Linked DNA regions of Homo sapiens: region 1 is linked to region 2. Evidence: read pairs that join two places in POLR2A ChIA-PET (ENCODE). Cell type or tissue: A673. All regions are shown on one strand. Each heading gives the region's core, and the rest is flanking DNA. Links, peaks and the distances in the headings are about the cores only.

Evidence for each region. ChIA-PET counts read pairs that join two places held together with the same protein. Peaks named below come from ENCODE experiments on the same cell type or tissue, not always from the same donor. Only the 100,000 strongest peaks of a DNase experiment are listed, where the experiment ranks them.
Region 1: POLR2A ChIA-PET joins it to region 2 with 15 read pairs; 10 of 35 experiments call an interaction of 5 or more read pairs at or near these places.

What each region holds. Positions count from the first base shown.
Region 1 is chr20:50,587,995-50,594,247 of GRCh38, forward strand. It overlaps RIPOR3 (RIPOR family member 3), which reads right to left. Exons shown (of 22, transcript NM_001290268.2): 18 at 5,041-5,202; 19 at 4,350-4,552; 20 at 1,692-1,775. Among named protein-coding and RNA genes, the nearest start is that of MIR645, 5.3 kb to the left of the region's middle. RefSeq lists a silencer at 138-432 and an enhancer at 170-229. In A673, for the core only: no CTCF peak of the experiment used is centred there; no DNase peak of the experiment used is centred there.
Region 2 is chr20:50,745,598-50,751,850 of GRCh38, forward strand. PARD6B (par-6 family cell polarity regulator beta) reads left to right here. Exons shown (of 3, transcript NM_032521.3): 3 at 4,062-6,253. The coding sequence ends at 4,891. Among named protein-coding and RNA genes, the nearest start is that of PARD6B, 17 kb to the left of the region's middle. In A673, for the core only: a CTCF peak has its summit at 3,883 (motif pointing left); a DNase peak (open chromatin) is centred at 3,864; H3K27ac peaks cover 266 bases.

The DNA.
Region 1 (6,253 bases), core at 1,705-4,204, 160 kb before region 2:
GGCCTCAGCCCCTTCCTTTTCTCCAGGCTTCCAGGTTTTTTAGGTGGCCTCAGGTTCATGAGAGGCACCTCTGGACTCTGGAAGCGTCTCGCCTCTTCAGCCCTTACACCCGCTAGGGAGCCAGGCTGTTAGCAGAACTCGTCATCCTGGATGCCTGCTGAAAGGCTAGAATTGAAAAGGAGACCTGCTGCTTTCTGGACCTTCCTGCCTCCCTCACGCTCTCCTTGCCCTACTCTCCAGGACAGCCTGTGCCAGTACTTCGCCCAACTCAGGCACATGCCCCCTGGCTGCTCCTGCAGGCCAAGGACCGGCATGCGCTGCAGCGCCCTCTACTGGGCACCTGGCCCTCGCTGGTTTTCTGATCCTAACCAGCTTCTCCTCTTAGAATTTCCTGCTGATCCATCCCAGAATGAATGGGAGTTCAATCTGTACTGAATTATCTTTCATCTAGCAATTGTGCAATTCCAAATGCAGGTGAGGTTGAGGGAAAGCGGGCATCCCCTCACATCCATGGGATCTATGTGTGGGTTGTATCAAGAGTCTCAAAAATGCTCATATTCTCCGGTCCTAGAATTGGGTCTAGCCTAAGGAAATAATTCAGAACTCCATGTTTTTTTAAAGCTTTATGCACAAACATGATCATAAGACATGATTTATGATAAAAATTGGATGAAGTAAACTTTCCTATGAAAGCAGCTGAGTAGGTTAAATTAAGGTATACACTTGATAGCCCCTTCATAAAGAATTCTCAAGTGAAAAAAAAAAAAAAAAAAAGAAAAAAAACACCACAAATAAAGAATTCTAGGCCGGGCGCGGTGGCTCATGCCTGTAATCCCAGCACTTTGGGAGGCCGAGGCGGGCAGATCACGAGGTCAGGAGATCGAGACCATCCTGGCTAACACAGGTAAAACCCCATCTCTACTAAAAATACAAAAAAATTAGCCGGGCGTGGTGGTGGGCGCCTGTAGTCCCAGTTGCTGGGGAGGCTGAGGCAGGAGAATGGTGTGAACCCAGAAGGCAGAGCTTGCAGTGAGCCGAGATCGCGCCACTGCACTCCAGCCTGGGTGACAGAACAAGACTCCATCTCAAGAAAAAAAAAAAAAAAAAAAAAAAAAAAAAGCTAAAGTGCTGCCAGTCTAACACAAAATGTTCTTATTTTGTTGACTGTTTTTAAACTATGTTTGGATCAACAATTTTAAATGCTCACACACACCCACAAACTTTTAAAAGAAGCATACCAGAATGTCAACCATTGTTTCTGCTACATTCTAGGATGATGGATAACTTTCTTTTCTATCTCTGTATTTTGTAACTTTTTTTTTTTTTTTTTTAAGATGGAGTCTTGCTCTGTCACCCAGGCTGCAGTGCAGTGGCACGATCTCGGCTCACTGCAACCTCCACCTCCCGGGTTCAAGTCCCGAGTAGCTGGGACTACAGGCATGTGCCACCACGCCTAGCTAATTTTGTGTGTGTGTATTATTAGTAGAGATGGAGTTTCGCCATGTTGGCCAGGCTGGTTTCAAACTCCTGACCTCAGGTGATCTGCCTGCCTTGGCCTCCCAAAGTGCTGAGATTACAGGCGTGAGCCATCACGCCCAGCCCCAGTGGAATCATTTTGAAGTTAACTAACCTTAACCCTAACCACAAGCAGGCTTTTCTATCAGCCACTAATGGGGAAACGTCAGGCTCACCTTGAGGTGTTTGAGCGCTAGGCATGCGGCCTGCTGGAGCCTTGCGTCGTTCTCTGCCAGGGCGTTGGTGTAGAACAGCAAAGCCTGGGGAGAGTAAGGAGGCTGTGAATGGAGGGGTAAGCAGAAGTGGAGTCCATGGTTCCGGGTCCATCAGCCACCAGGTGCCGACAGTAAGGCACGCTGTGCCCATCTTTCTCTAAACAACGTTCAGGACACGATCGGTCCATCTTTGGGCCCTGTGTACACAGTCACAAGATCTATACTGTGGTGTTTAATTTATCCCTAAAAACAGATGCCAGGGCTAATACAATGAAGAAAGCTATTTTTGTCTAATAATATTCCGGAAGTGCATTCTGAAACTGCTGTCTATAAAATGCTGAATCAGAGAAATCAGATGCCCAGCTCAGAACAACAGAAGAACTGATCATCCCATGTGCGTTGCCCTCTTCAGCTGAAAACGGGCAAGGCTGCTGCCTTGGGCCAGAGGGAAACCTGCCTATTCCCCTCAGCCCTCCTGTCCAATCCCAGCGGTGACCCTGCCCTCTTCGGTCTCACGACCATGGCCACATCAGTTCATGTCTTTGGGCCTAACTTGACTCAGCTGAAAACAAAGCTGGCACTTGCTTCATGTGTTATTGTAGGGTTTGTCAGAAAGCACACAGGGTTATGCCCGGCCCGCAGTGGAGTCCAGCGTCTGCGGCTGCAAAGGGAAACCCAGGAGTGGGTTTGCCCTCACTCAGTCGAGTGGCTGCACCTTCAACTGCACGGGTGGGGCGATGGAGGGGCCCAGGTGTAGAGTTGGCTCCAGGGACCTGGGCCCAGAGCCAAAAGAGAATGGCCGCCTTTCCATCTGCAGGTGGCTCTCCAAAGTGTCTGCTGCTTTGGGAAGACAGACTGGGAGTAGGATCGGGTCCTCCCGCTCCTCCTACACAGGGCTCTGGTGAAGGCTGTGAGGCCACATCGGTGTGGAAATGTCACACTGCCCACTGCCTCTAACCCCAGGGTCCCAGGTCATGGCAGCCTACTCCTTCCTCAGCACCCTCATCTGAGGCCAAGCAATCTGTCACTGGGTTGGCCCCCACCTCAGTGTTTCCTACTCTCTAAAGTCTGTCACATGAAGATGAAGGCCCTTTTTTTTTTTTTTTTTGAGACAGAGTCTCACTTCGTTGCCCAGCCTGGGGTGCAGTAGCACAATCTCGGCTCCCTGCAGCCTCTGCTTCCCATGGAGGCCTTGTTTATATACCCCCATACCCAAAAAACAAAATACACCTGACTTCAGTGGATCCTTGAAGCCAACTACTAGTTTTCAGGAACTACAGAAGACAGAGAAATACATTAAACTACCGTTAAACTTCCTGCAAGCAGCAAAGTCTAGATAGTCTAGGTCAACCTGGGATCGATCAAATTAATTGCAAGCAGAGAAAGAAACGGGGAAAAAAACCTTTAGATTGATTGGAAGCCATCAGCCAATCACAATGTGTGTCCTTATGTAGATACTATTTTAACAAAAAATAAAACAGGATGCTTGAGGCTTGGAAATTTGAACATAAGATATATGATATAAAGGAATTGATAGTTAATTTTTTAGATAAGATAATGGTGTTAGAGTTGTGATTTTTGAAAGAATTCTTAACCTTTTGACACATATAGTTAACTATTTAAGGTCAAATAGGATGCCTCAGGTTGCTTCAAAGTGATACAGGGGAGTGGAGGGGAAAGGGGCAGGATTGGCCATGGGTTGATGGTGGTTGGGCTTGGGTTATGGGTGCAGGTGGATTCATTATATTGCTCTGTCTACTTTTGCAAGTTCAAAAGTCTCCAAATAAAGAGTTAAAAACAACCACAAAGTAGGCGGATGGGCTCCAAGAAGGGCTATTGGCAATGGAACTGGAGATTTCCTCTCTAGTCTGGAGCTGAGACCATCAGTGTAGACTATGCCCTTGATGTCACCCTTCCTGAACCCCTCAGGGTGTGGCGCCTTAAACGTACAGTAGTTACAGGCAAAGAGTGAAAAAGCAGAGAGGTCCACTCTCTTGGTTTTCAAATGGACTGAACACAGTGACCCATTACCAGGTAGCCATGAATATTAATTGAAAGTAAATAAGGATGACTATCAAAACACTAAGAAAGGCTGGGCGCAGTGGCTCACGCCTGTAATCCCAGCACTTTGGGAAGCCAAGGCAGGCGGATCGCAGGGTCAGGAGTTTGAGACCAGCCTGGCCAACATGGTGAAACCCTGTATCTACTAAAATTACAAAAATTAGCTGGGTATGGTGGTGGGCGCCTGTAATCCCAGCTACTCAGGAGGCTGAGGCAGGAGAATTGCTTGAACCCAGGAGGTGGAGGTTGCAAGATCGTGGCACTGGACTCCAGCCTGGGCAACAGAGCAGAACTCTGTCTAAACAGACAGACAAAAAACGCACTAAGAAAAACATTCAGCGTGCAAGTGACATCTCAGAGGCCTAACAGATGTGTTGCTTTGGAAGCAGCAAGGTGCATTCATGTGTGTTAGATCGTAGCCCAGGTCCCTCCATCAAAATAGCTCACAGCTACTGCAGCCCCTGGCACTCACTTCTTTGTACTTTTCCATGAGAACACCAGCTTACCTATGCCCACACATCTGTGGCCAGGGTCTGCCACCTGCCCTGGACAACGTACCTTTTCCCGGAAGCTTCTGTTCCTGACTGCACCAGCCAGGCGAGCGCTGGCCGCCCTGCACACCCTCGGAGTGCCGTCCAGCTGGAGCAGCGCCCAGGCTCTTAAGGTCTGGGGCAGAGGCTGGAGCTGGCCCAGCCGCTTCCCCTGCAGCTTCCGGACCACCTTGGCCTGTCCCGCACAGTGAAGCTCCTCGATGAGTGTCACTAGAAGACAGGAAAGAGGTGGGCCCAGGTCCCCTGAATGGGAGTTTGGCAGGACAGCTGCAAGTTTGCTTGGCTGCTGCCAGTAGCCACAGAGGAACAAATCCCAGACCCACCGGGATGATCACCAAGGCCCAGCCTGGACTAATTTCACAGGGAGCTCCTGGAATCTCCAGGAAGGCCTTTTAACAAGGGGTCAAATATGCTCCATAAATTAATAAAACCACAGCCCACACTTCCAGGGACTCTGGCCAGCCAAGATCACCCTCCTACCCAGCTCTGACCTCTGTTCCGTGCTTTTTAAAGCTGACTTCCCTTGGAGCTAATATCAGCCCCCATCGGCTGAACGCAGAATCTCATTAAATCGGGGTTCCCAAAAGAACAGTTGGCGGGGATGGATGTAGTGGTTCTGAATTATAACCTGAGAAACTGCATGTGACAGGGCTCCGTGGATATTCCTCTGCTATGACAGCCACCCACCCCAGTCTTACCTTCCTTGGTGAGCTGGGTGAAGTGCTTCTCCAGGTCAGAGACGCTCTGCCTCTGCAGGTAGCTGTGAAACTGGAACCAGGTAATGATCTGTTCTTCTGGGAGCCCAGCTCCGGGGAGCAGCCCACCACAGCTGACCACCTGCTCCAGGAGCCTGCGGCACGCTGGCCAAAGGGGAGAGTACATCAGGAGAAACTGAGACCTCGACCCTCCACGCTTCTCAGCTGGGAGTAGCCTGGTCAGCTAAAAGGCTTTCTGGGCCGGGCGCAGTGGCTCGCACCTGTAACCCCAGCACTTTGGGAGGCCAAGGTGGGCAGATCACCTGAGGTCAGGAGTTCGAGACCAGCCTGACCAACATGGTGAAACCCCATCTCTACTAAAAATACAAAATTAGCTGGGTGTGGTGGTGCCTGCCTGTTTCCCAGCAACTCTGGAGGCTGAGGCAGGAGAATCGCTTGAACCCGGGAGGTGGAGGTTGTAGTGAGCCAAGATTGCGCCACTGCATTCCAGTCTGGGCAACCATGAGTGAAACCCCATCTCAAAAAAAAAAAGGGTTTCTGATGGCACGAGGGCAGGTGTCCCTCACTGCATTCCCTGTGCTGTAGGGGAGGAGTGTGCCCAGCTAGAGTCAGGACTGTGACTCCAACTCACCCTGAGTCAGACCGTGTTGGGTTCATCCCCATGCCCTGGGCCCCACACCACACCTGGATCAAAATCCCGGAGGCAGGGCCTGGGAATATGCATGTCAACAAGCAGTCCAGGTGGTGCTTGGAACATGACTGTCACCTTTCACTTGCTCCACAGAGAAAGGCAAATTCTGGGGAAGAACGCAGTCCAGCCAGCATTTCTAGATACCCTCGTGGGCCCCTGCCTGCCTCCCTTCCCATAAGGTTCATTCTTTACCCGTCAGGCTCTGGTGGGAGGCATGGAATCTGTCCCCAGAAAAATGCTCTGGCGGCCGGGCGCAGTGGCTCATGCCTGTAATCCCAGCACTTTGGGAGGCCGAGGCGGGCGAATCACAAGGTCAGGAGTTCGAGACCAGCCTGGCCAATATGGCGAAACCCCGTCTCTACTAAAAATACAAAAAAAGAAAATTAGCCAAGCGTGGTGGTGCACACCTGTAATCCCAGCTACTCGGGAGGCTGAGGCAGAAGAATCGCTTGAACCCGGGAGGTAGAGGTTGCAGTGAGCCATGATTGTGCCACAGCACTATAG
Region 2 (6,253 bases), core at 2,372-4,871:
CAAGTGATCCTCCCACTTCAGCCTCCCAAGTAGCTTGGACTACAGGCACAAACAAACCACCATGCCCAGCTAATTTTTAAAATTATTTTTGTAGAGACAGGGTCCTGCTATGTTACCCAGGCTGGTCTTAAACTACTAAGCTGAAGCAGTCCTCTCACCTCGCCCTTCCAAAGTGCTGGGATTACAGGCATGAGCCATCATGCCTGGCCACATAATATTTTATGGATTGTCTGTGGCTGCTTTTACAAGAGTGATTATATAGCCTGTAATACCTAGACATTTACTGTCTGACTCTTGACAGAAAACGGTTGTCAACCCCTGGATTAGAACATTTTAAAACATTATTTCATTATTTGATTTCTTCCTCTGATCTTCAAGTGGGGCATAATCTTGAACTTTGTTGATGGCTGTACTATAATGGTTGCTGTTTTGTTACTGTATGGGGATACTGATGGAGCTTATGTAGAAGTTTTTTTTTTTTTCTAGATTTGCTTTTTACTCACTGTGAAGCTTTTATGTCTTACATCTGCCTGCCACCCACAAATGGATCCTTACCCTTTGCTCTGAATGTGTGGTTTATGACCCTCTATGAGCAAAGGAATGAGATTACTAGGCTTTTCAGAATTAATGTTTAAAGAGTAAGAGGTTCAGAGGGAAGCCCTGCAGGATAAGTGAAGAACAGCCACTATTTGTGTGTAAGAAAGTAAGACATCCAGTTTGACTATTTGGAGGCCTTCTAGGTGGATCCTTGTCTGTTCAGTTAGCCGAGATCATTGGCTGAAGAAAAGGCTTGGGATAAATGCGGTGCTGCTGTATCAGCCCATATCATGTACTGTTGCATAAGTGAATTTATACAAGTGGACAGTTGCTATGATCAAGTTTTCAAACTTTCCATCTCATTCTGAGTTTAATGCTCTGATAGTGTTCAGGTAGAAAGTCAACTCCAATTCCTTGTGGACATTCACCTTTACACTTTAACACCCTGAACCCTGGCTTTCTGCCAAAATATTTTCTTTCCCAGTGGCTGGAAACTGATTAGCTAGATGGGAGAACAAAGGTGGCTTTGTACTGGGGCATATTGCTTTTGAGAATTTAGCAGAGAGCATTCAAATGGAGTCTGGATGTGATGCCAAATTATGCAGATTTGGAGTTTATTTTGGTTAGGTTTCCCATGAGTAGGTATGTAGGCAACGTAATACTGTTCTCAGTTTATATGGTCTGGAATTTCCCTTATAAATGTTATATAGGCTTTCCTTATTGATTGTTTTAAAACACAAATATGTATGATTTTGAGAAAACACATTACCAGAAGACTATTCTTGATAGGTTTTTTTGCCAAAAAGATTGTTGTACCAATGGATTTATATCCAAAGCCATATTATAAATACATTTCTGTCTCTGTAAGAGCCCAATGCAAATACTTATAAATGATTACAAGTGTCCCCAAGGGGAAAAAAATGCCAAAAAAATAAGATACCCGTAACCTTATATATTTATCTGAAACTAGGTTTTGAAGAGTGTTCACGCAGCATCAGAAAAGAATACTAAAGCTCCCCATACTCTGACATAATTGATACTTGGCATTCATTATTGTGACTTGGAAGATACTAGCCTCGTAAGAAAACCTGGGCTCTAGTTCTTTCTGTGTAACTTACGTTGTACCCTTAATTTATTGGTTATAAAGTGAAGATGATAATAGTTTAGCAATGAGGGGGTTTAGGATTAAACAAGAGAATATGAGTTGAAGCGCTATACAAACGCAAGATGGTGAGATTGGTGTTTTCTGTGGCAGCAGCTGAGACTAGGATTTTCAACTATTTTGTGGAGGAGGAGGGAAGCCATTTATTTTTTGTTGTTGTCTTTTCTTTTCTTTTTCTTTTTTTCTTTCTTTCTTTTTTTTTTTTTTTTTTTTTTTGCCTAGCCACTGGAAAACCAGGGAGAGGCATTATTGAAGTTGTTGTGTTTTTTTTTTAATTCATGTAAATTTCACTTTTTAGTTTATCCTCATTGTAGTTATTTTTGAAAATACTATTTTAACTTTTGTTTCTGCTGTTAGTTTCATTTTCTGTTTTACCTCTCATTCTCTGATGAAATGTTTTGTTTATAGACTATCTTCCTTCAGCCATATAATTTAACCATATCTGGTGTTAGGTGTTCTGTTTTCCCTTTTAGTTTATTATTTAATTAGGCGGCAGTATTTAAAGATCGCAAGATTTTGCCTAAAAACAAGACTTTCTGGCATGAAGAAAATCTGCGAGGAACTGAGAAGCAGCTATGCCATCTAAATGAGGCAGGAGCTCTCCAGTTTGCCAGAGTCCTACTACTTCCTATTGTCTGTGTCACCACCACTGAGGACAAAATACCATTGAACTTTATGCATAGTTTTTCACACAGTAAAGAAAAAAGTTAAAACTCCACCTTTGCCTCTTTCAAAATGAAAATGAGAGATCAAGAATTCCTGCTGGGCGAGGTGGCTCACACCTGTAATCCCAGCACTTTGGGAAGCTGAGGCAGGTGGATCACCTGAGGTCAAGAGTTCCATCAAGACCAGCCTGGCCAACATAGTGAAACCGCATCTCTACTGAAAATACAAAAATTATCTGGGCATAGTGGCGCATGCCTGTAATCCCAAGCCACTTGGGAGGCTAAGGCAGGAGAATCGCTTGAACCTGGGAGGCGGGGGTGGCAGTGAGCTGAGATCATGCCTCTGCACTCCAGCCAGGACGACAGAGCGAGACTCCGTCTCAAACAATAGCAACAGAAAACTGAGGGAGAGTGTTTATTTGCAGAATACCAAAATTCCGAAGTGTTTGTTTGATATGCATCAGCATCAATTACATTATCTGCCCACTCAGCCTCTGATATTGGTATATGATTTTACTCTCTGATTTACCTTGAGAATCAAATATCCCACTTCAAGTATTTGAGTTGAATATGATAAACATGCAAATTGCAGGCGTGTTTTTGTTTTGTTACCGAGGCTGGAGTGCAGTGATCATAGTGCGCTGCAGACCTGAATCCTGGAGTGAAGCCATCCTCCCATCTCAGCCTCCCAAGTAGCCGGGACTCCAGGCAGACGCTACCTACCACACCTGGCTAATTTTTTTTTACTTTTCATAAAGACAGGGTCTCACGCTGTTGCCCAGGCTGGGCTCAAGTGATCCACTCACCATGGCCTCCCAAAAAAGCACTGGGATTATAGACGTGAGGCACCACGCCCAACCACATTACAAGTTTTTTAAACAAGTGAAGGAAAAATGTATTTTAAGTAACTGGTTTAAAATGATGTTTTAAGGCCGGACACAGTAGCTCTCACCTGTACTCCTAGCACATTGAGAGGCTGAGGCGGGAGGATCTCCTGAGGCCAGGAGTTCAAAACCAGCCTGGGCAACATAGCAAGACCCTATTCAAAAAAAAGTAAAAATACATATATATTTAATGATGTTTAAGAATATGTAAGATCTGGCCAGGTGCGGTGGCTCACGCCTATAATTCCAGCACTTTGGGAGGCCGAGGTGGGTGGATCATGAGGTCAGGAAATCGAGACCATCCTGGCTAACACGGTGAAACCCCATCTGTACTAAAAATACAAAAAGTTAGCCAGGCCTGGTGGCACACACCTGTAGTCCCAGCTACTCGGGAGGGTGAGGCAGGAGAATTGCTTGAACCCGGGAGGCGGAGGTTGCAGTGAGCCGAGGTCACGCCACTGCACTCCAGCCTGGTCGACAGAGCGAGACTCCATCTCAAAAAAAAAAAAAATATGTAAGATCTATCATAGTTTCATTTGCCATATTTAATGTTTAAAAGTGAATGAGCTCTATCAAATTTAACTTCAACATTGGTTTATTTTGTGATGTGTATTTGAGATGGCCACCTAGTGGTTTTTTCTGGTATGGCATTTTACTACTGTACTAGATTATGATCTGATTAGAATAAGCTTATTAGCTAGTTTGTTTATATACCAAATATATTTTGAGTTATCCTTTCTGTACAGATTCAGCTGCAAGTGAATAGATATTTTTACAGCATTTCTATAATTATTTTGTTTTATTTTTAAACAGAAGAAGCAGACTACAGTGCCTTTGGTACAGACACGCTAATAAAGAAGAAGAATGTTTTAACCAACGTATTGCGTCCTGACAACCATAGAAAAAAGCCACATATAGTCATTAGTATGCCCCAAGACTTTAGACCTGTGTCTTCTATTATAGACGTGGATATTCTCCCAGAAACGCATCGTAGGGTACGTCTTTACAAATACGGCACGGAGAAACCCCTAGGATTCTACATCCGGGATGGCTCCAGTGTCAGGGTAACACCACATGGCTTAGAAAAGGTTCCAGGGATCTTTATATCCAGGCTTGTCCCAGGAGGTCTGGCTCAAAGTACAGGACTATTAGCTGTTAATGATGAAGTTTTAGAAGTTAATGGCATAGAAGTTTCAGGGAAGAGCCTTGATCAAGTAACAGACATGATGATTGCAAATAGCCGTAACCTCATCATAACAGTGAGACCGGCAAACCAGAGGAATAATGTTGTGAGGAACAGTCGGACTTCTGGCAGTTCCGGTCAGTCTACTGATAACAGCCTTCTTGGCTACCCACAGCAGATTGAACCAAGCTTTGAGCCAGAGGATGAAGACAGCGAAGAAGATGACATTATCATTGAAGACAATGGAGTGCCACAGCAGATTCCAAAAGCTGTTCCTAATACTGAGAGCCTGGAGTCATTAACACAGATAGAGCTAAGCTTTGAGTCTGGACAGAATGGCTTTATTCCCTCTAATGAAGTGAGCTTAGCAGCCATAGCAAGCAGCTCAAACACGGAATTTGAAACACATGCTCCAGATCAAAAACTCTTAGAAGAAGATGGAACAATCATAACATTATGAAACCGTGGTTTGAATGTTTTCAGAGTGAGGATGCCATGAGGACTTGTACATTTGGCTAGTTTAAAAGCATATATACCTCTGACCAGTGACGTGGAATAGGCATGAGACGAGTAACGTTGCAAGCTTACAATATTATTAAAGTAGTAGTTTGATAATTGTTAATATAAACTTTGGTGGATCAGAGGTGAATTTAAGTCCAAAACAAAGGGGCCTTTGCTGATGAAGTTACGTGCTTTTGCTGTTTTGTCTGTGGAGAATCAGATGTTAAAGCACATTCTTGGAACTATGTGAGAAGACTAGATCATTTCTGTTGGAAGTGGTTGCATATTTAACCTGCTGTGCAGAGCCCAGTTAATTTTTCCTTTAACTGTATTTTTAAAATTCTAATGTGAAGTCTGATTCTCTCTTGTGGTACATTGGGGACCTCAGCTCTTAAAGGTCTCATGTTCCCAATATTTTATTTTGATTTTTTTTTTTTTTTTTTTTTTTTTTTTTTTTAGTGACTGGGTCTCACTCTGTTGCCCACACTGGAATGCAGTGGCATGATCACAGCTCTCTGCAGCCTCAATCCCCTGGGCTCAAGCAGTCCTCCCACCTCAGCCTCCTGAGTAGCTGGGACCATAGGCACATACCACCACATCTGTCTACTTTTTGTATTTTTTGTAGAGACAGGGTTTCGCCATGTTGCCCAAGTTGGTCTTGAACTCCTGGGCTTAAGCAGTCCTGCCTCGGCTTCCCAAAATGCTAGGATTAGAGCCACCATGCCCAGCCTATTTTGATTTTTGTTTTTTTATGTTCCTTTCTAATAAATTGTAACAAATGATGTTCTCAAGTACATTTCCAGTTTCTTTTCTTTTCTTTCTTTTTTTTTTTTTTTTTTTTTTTGAGATGGAGTCTCGCTCTATCGCCCAGGCTGGAGTGCAGTGGCGCGATCTTGGCTCACTGCAAGCTCTACCTCCTGGGTTCACACCATTCTCCTGCCTCAGCCTCCCAAGTAGCTGGGACTACAGGCGCCTGCCACCATGCCTGGCTAATTTTTAGTAGAGACGGGGTTTCGCAGTGTTAGCCAGGAAGGTCTCAATCTCCTGACCTCCTGATCCGCCCGCCTCGGCCTCCCAAAGTGCTGGGATTACAGGCGTGAGCCACCGCGCCCAGTTGTGCATTTCTGGTTTCTAAGAATCAAACCACTTGGCTGTTTTTAGGAGTTACTTCCCATGTTATAAAGCTGAGGAAGCTTTTTTTTTTTTTTTTTGAGACAGAGTCTCTGTCACCCAGGCTGGAGTGCAGTGGTGCAATCTCAGCTCCCGGGTTCAAGCAATTCTCCTGCCTCAGCCTTCTGAGTAGCTAAGATTACAGGTGTGC